Linked DNA regions of Mus musculus: region 1 is linked to region 2. The links are chromatin loops, found by intact Hi-C in ENCODE. Cell type or tissue: left cerebral cortex. All regions are shown on one strand. Links, peaks and the distances in the headings refer to the core of each region. The heading gives the core; the rest is flanking DNA. Region 1 has its middle 13 kb from the start of Gm36488. Region 2 has its middle 42 kb from the start of Runx1t1.

Region 1 (2,916 bases), core at 221-2,720, 140 kb after region 2:
TCATGTATTAACAACATATTAGTATACATCACACCTTGAGTATTCAAACATTATTTACATGTAATAAATGCTTTATTCAAACTTGTTTGTCCAGGCAATTGGTATTACATAGCTTTATCTTCCTCTAGCTTCAGTTACCAGAGTTTTAGATAACTTTCTTCTTCTTCTTCTTCTTCTTCTTCTTATTATTATTATTATTATTATTATTATTATTATTATTATACAAGAAGGATACTATGTTAATGTTGACAGAAACAGTGCTTATATTTTTGCCTAATTCTAATTTGGGTTTACTGTGTTATCTATGGAAAGTGTTTCTGAGAATTGTGGAGGGAACAATATATTAAAAACAAATCAGGGCAGATGTTACAAGACTCCACACTCCTGGACATTATGTTTAATAGCACATTCTGTGCTAACATCTAGAGGTCTGGTTCTCTTAATTTGAGAAAATCCTACTTTTGTAGGTTTGCGTGTTAAAAAAAAATCTGAGTAGCTTCTTCTGAAGTTGAGAAAAATCTTCTATCCTTACAAATGCTCTCTCAAGCAATGGGGATGGTACCACAGGCTTTCCGACAGATGGTAGCCAATCCAAATTCAGTATGGTAAGCAGGCACCACTCAATAAAACTTTAATTGCTGCATATGGTATCTGCTAACTTGTTTAGAAAATGGATCTGCAGCATTAGCTCAAAGCATTTAAATGGCCTGATCGCACTGGACAGCATGTTGGGCTGCCACCTGGAAGACCCAAATTTCATAGCAGATGTAACACTAGAAGAATAAAGCTGGTGGTTGATAGTCCTGGAATGGAGATGACATAGTCAGCACCCAGCTGTTCTCCCCCACCGTGCTGACTCCTATAGCTTTGGTGTCACTTCTACCAAGCCCCGAGATTACTCATGTATTGTATTCTCCTCCCAAAAAGAGATGGAAAACAAAACAAAACAAAACAAACAAACAAAAAAAACCAACTCTAAACCATACCATAAGGTTGAGATGGGAAGGGGGTTCATGTCCCTACTACAGCCTAAGAAATGTGGACGATGCTTTTGCATGCAGTTGGGGGGAGGAGAGCATAAAGATCTGGAGAGAGAATGTCTGACATATGTGCAAATTTCTGCCAAAAGATGGGAGCCAAGACAGACGAGAAAGAAGGCTCCTTCTGAGCATGCTGGAGAGAGCTTTGCAATTTATCACTCACATTTGTTTTACCTCAGCAAACAATCACACTCTGCACAGACCAAGGAGGTCAACTTACTAGCCCCCTAGCTTGATGGACTGAAGAAGGATCATTTCTGAAAACAGGGACTCATTAACCCCCTCCCATCAACTTGGGTGGCAACATAAGGAGCTGAAAAGAAAATAGAAGCTCACTATCTTAGACTATTTAAAGACGGAGAGAGGCTATTAAAGGAAGCAACAAAACTAATTGTTTTATTGTAGTTTTTTTTTTTAAATGGAAAAATTGAGAAGGGATATTCACTTTTGAACATTAGTGCTCTGATCCACCTCAACCCCAATCTAAATTCAGAGAACCCACAGATGCACTTTCCAGACTCACTATTGATTTCTGACCTGTAAATTACTTTCCATCAAAAAGGTCTTGGTACAGACTAGGGCTTTGGAGTAGCCTGGGCACTTCTCAGCTGCAATCTGCATAATGTTTAGTATTCAGTGAGTTAAAGCAGGCAATGAAAGGGAACTGTCAACGCAATCTAGAAGATATAAAGAAATGAAGAGGGGGGGAGCCGTATGCTAATAATCCACTCAGTAATTAAGTGAAGATCGCTGCCAAGCGCCACCGCCACTTTCAAAGGGTAATTTGTACAGGAAATCATAGAGTCATTGTCAAATCATTTCAGGATAAAAGGAAAGTCATCAAGTGAGATAAGATAAATGCTGGGTGTCTGGCAGCGGGTGCCCTGCGAAATGCCTTTGCTTTTTAAATTTTTTCCTTAAAAAAAAAAAAAGCCCTGCAAAAGTGAGGCTGGGAAAACTTGACAGGTTGAACTGTGCATTGACTATTAATAATAGGGGTGCTCTGTGTAGGGATGCATTTTTAAATAGGTTACTTGAACAAAAAAGTGGCAAAATAAATCAGTTAAGGGGGCTTAACTCATAACTAATACACTATGGATGATTTTTTTTTGTCACTCTCTGCCACCTTTTGGGTCACAGAATTCTCAGCTGCATTCCTCTTGCTTCTCTCCGTTAGCTAAGTTGTACTATTTTAAATATTTTGTACTATCTTGTTGTTTGGGGAGGACAATGCTCTAGAAATGTAACCTTTCAAAAAGAAGTTGGAATGATAAGAATCTCTCTCTGTTACTTTCCTTTCTTACAATCTTAAATTCGACACTCGAATGCAGATTTTGCTTCATGCCTCAGAAAGATTGTAAAATTAACATGCAAAGTTTGCAAAGTACATGTCTTTTTTTTCCCCCTGTAAAGGGGGCTACTGTAGCACTTGAAAATTGCTATTCTTATGAGAAAATCTCAACAAGATGATGTGCAGTCTGTATTTGCCATTCAAATGTATGTCCTTTCGCTCACTGACTTCCTCTGACTTAACCTGTGTCAGATAAACGTCTCCCAAAGCATAAATTGATGTGTGTGCTTGTGGGTAACTATTTTTCTATAGCCAAATGGGTGAAACGTTTCACCCAAATATTTCCTTAACACTGATGTCTTCTGTCACACTGAAAGGAAAGTTTGTTTGCTCCTGGGAGCAAATTGTCAGAAAATTTGAGAATCTCTGTTAAGGCCCTTGCCCTGTAGTGACTGTGCTCCAACCAGAAAAGCCCGCATAGTGCTGAAAGCAAGACACAAGAATTGTCCCTGGGCATCTGAATATAGTAGAAATGTCTACTGAGAATATCTCCTTTCTTTGTTTGTTTGCTTTTGATTGCTGGAC
Region 2 (2,862 bases), core at 1-2,500:
AAGCCGCCTGATCATCCTTGTGAGGTTTCCCATCAAAGCACCCCAAATGCCCGAGTAAGAGAAAGTTGTCAGGCGGTCGCACAGCGCCTGGGTGCAGGGAACCAGAATCTTACCCAAATTGTAGCCCAGAACCAAGTTAGGAATTTTTAATCTTGCTCCTAGGACTAAGGTGTCCATGAAAATAAGCCTTTCGCTTCCAGTTTTAAAAACCCATGATGCGGGTGTGGAGCCACCTGCCAAACACATCGTGGACCAATTGACCAGTTGTTTAGTAGAAGGAGACATGCTTATCTTTCTGTTCTCCTTTGATGGAAAAAAATTTAAAATAACTAAAAAGAGAGTGCGGGGAATCTAAAGCAAAAACGGAGGGAAATACTGTCTTATCTGGTCCTCGAAGTTCAGTGTCATCGCAGACTCCAGCAACCTCAATGATCTTGTTTGCCCTGCTACGCAGTCCTACTCTAGTTGAGCGTCAAGTTCAGCCCAGAGCCTCTCGGTCCAATTAATCCAAACGATGCTGACGGTCATCGGTCATCGGCATAGTAATTAACAGTACCAGCCCGAGGCCGGTCCCAGCCACCCGCTCTCCAGCCCGCCCGCCGACCCAGCTCGCCCGTTGGCACTTACACTGCACAGGGCTGGAGAGTCCCACCATCCGCCGCGGGCTCCCAGCTGCAAATAAAACTTCCTCCGGTCGGTGCCGGCCGGCGGGGCCAGAGGACCAGGGCGCGGCGCCGCTTCCCTCGCGGTGCCAGAATGTCCGCGGCCACTCGCCCACAAGCGCTCGTCCAGAGACCGCCCGCCTAGTCTTGCGGATCCCCGGCAGTCGCCTCGCACAGCGAGCCGCGGGGCGAGGAGCCCGGGGTGGCGGACGCCAGGCAGACGCAGGCTGCGACGCGGAGCCCGGCGCGCGCCGAGCTCAGCTCCCCCTCCTCCCGCCTCGCTCCCTCCCTCCGCTCCTCTCTGTTGTTGCTGCTGTGGCTGACAAATGTGATGTGGGGCGCAGGGGATTGCCACTGTCACAGGCGGCGTCTGCGTCCGCCTCGCCCGCCCTCGCTCGCTCTCGAGGAAGGCGACTGCATTTATCTGCAGGGCGTCCGGGCGTCCGCCGGGGAGCAGGAGCGCCGCGCGCAGCGCACAGCGCCCACAGCGCCCGCACCAGGTCGGCTGCCGCGCGCGCCCGCACCCGGGGGCGCCGCGGCCGCTCGGGAGGGAGGCGGCGGCGTGGCCGCGACCAGGTGCGGGGGGTGGGGGTAGGGAAGCTAGGCGGGTGGTGGAGGTGGAAGACATCTGTGTCATGCGGGAGGTCACGGGGGTCAAGTATATGTTAACAATGGGCAGACCCGGCTCGCAGGGGTGCGCTGGCGGGCCGGAGGCCTGTCTCCCTGGCCTCGCCCTCTCTGGTCCAGGCTGGACATGGGGCTGGCTCCCTAAGGATGCTCTCCCAGGCTCGGGACGTGTTGGTGGCCCCAGTGCCCTGCAGTAACCCAAGACGACCACTTTCCCTGGCCATCTGGAGAGCTCCTAGCTGCCCTGCCTGTGTCTCATCACTGGCTGCAGAGACAGCTCTGCTAGAAATCAAGCCACTCTCAGATCTCTCTAATCCCCTTCTGTTAGCTGATTTCCAGACCGACTATTTGCTTTCGCATTAGATAATAGCCTTAGAGAAAACAATTATCATTTCTTTTCCCCCCTTTGTTTTTCTACTTCTCCTGTAGTATACCATTAAGAGAGACCTCTTTCTCTCCCTCGTTTTTTATTGAATATGGTCCCCTCCCCCCCCCAGATATTAATATCAATACTTTAGAAGGAGGAACGAAGTCCCTAAGGAAAATGTAGGGTGAAAGAATTCCAGATATTTCCAGAATAAATAAATAACATCTCCGTGAAGAGTGCTGACAATTTGTACAGAGCAAAAATGGGCTTGAATGGTAATGAAAATATTAATATGTAGGTCAAATATGATCAGATAATGGCTTGCAATGATAAGTAAAATGAAATCTTTTAAAATGATCATGGAACGGTGCCACGGCTGCAAATGTTATTGTATTTAGTGGAACAGTTTGAAATCCTACACTGAACCATGTTTTCTCCAACTGGTCTAAATCAATGTAAAATGTCCTGTGAGCATGTTTTAAAATTTCATCTTTGTAAAGAGGGGGAAATGCATGCGAGTAAGAGTCAGCCTGATGTCATAAGAACTGATAAGACATCCGTGGCTTTATTTTTTAAAGTGGTGTTTCAAATATTTAACAGTGGATGAAAGCCCCCCCACCCCACCCTTTTAAGCCCAGCTGGGCTTCCAGTGCTGAAGTCTTTGCAGCCTGTACTCATTTTTAGCAATTCATTTTCAGAAAACACTCATTGTACATTCTGCCCTCTCCTTGGGACATTTGTCTAATGAATTATAACACTGTCTTAGTATTTAATATTATGATGTTCTTCACATAAATCTCCCCCATTTTATCAAGGTATATAGCCTATAGGAATTTCTACACTAGGGTTTTCTTTTTCTCTGCTACACTCACAAATCTTAACAGCACTAATAATCTTAAAATATAGAATTTTATGTTCATGTTAGTGTGGTTCATGTCAGAGCTTACTATGTATTCCTGAGGGAACCAAAAACCATATTGATAATCTGGTGCCCTGTTACCTGCATTCTTTTATGTCCAAGATAAAAATGAGTTGTTTGCATTCTAGAATTATACACTAATCCTTAGTTAAAATTAATAAAGTGGTGTGTTACTCAGAAATGATTTGTAAAATAATGTAACTTCTTAAGTTGTAATTTAAATTTAAAATGAAAATAAATTAGCAATAATTTTACACTATATATATGTGTGTGTGTGTGTGTGTGTG

The links. Peaks named below come from ENCODE experiments on the same cell type or tissue, not always from the same donor. Only the 100,000 strongest peaks of a DNase experiment are listed, where the experiment ranks them.
Region 1: it touches region 2 in a loop (2.8-fold over the local background); 4 of 42 quality-filtered maps call a loop at or near these places.

Annotation. Positions count from the first base shown.
Region 1 is chr4:13,598,760-13,601,675 of GRCm38, reverse strand. No RefSeq gene overlaps it. Among named protein-coding and RNA genes, the nearest start is that of Gm36488, 13 kb to the right of the region's middle. In left cerebral cortex, for the core only: no CTCF peak of the experiment used is centred there; DNase peaks (open chromatin) are centred at 1,135 and 1,740.
Region 2 is chr4:13,741,495-13,744,356 of GRCm38, reverse strand. It overlaps a transcript of Runx1t1 not described here. Among named protein-coding and RNA genes, the nearest start is that of Runx1t1, 42 kb to the left of the region's middle. In left cerebral cortex, for the core only: a CTCF peak has its summit at 1,079; DNase peaks (open chromatin) are centred at 679, 1,003, 1,336, 2,043 and 2 more places; H3K4me3 peaks cover 2,124 bases; H3K27ac peaks cover 1,804 bases.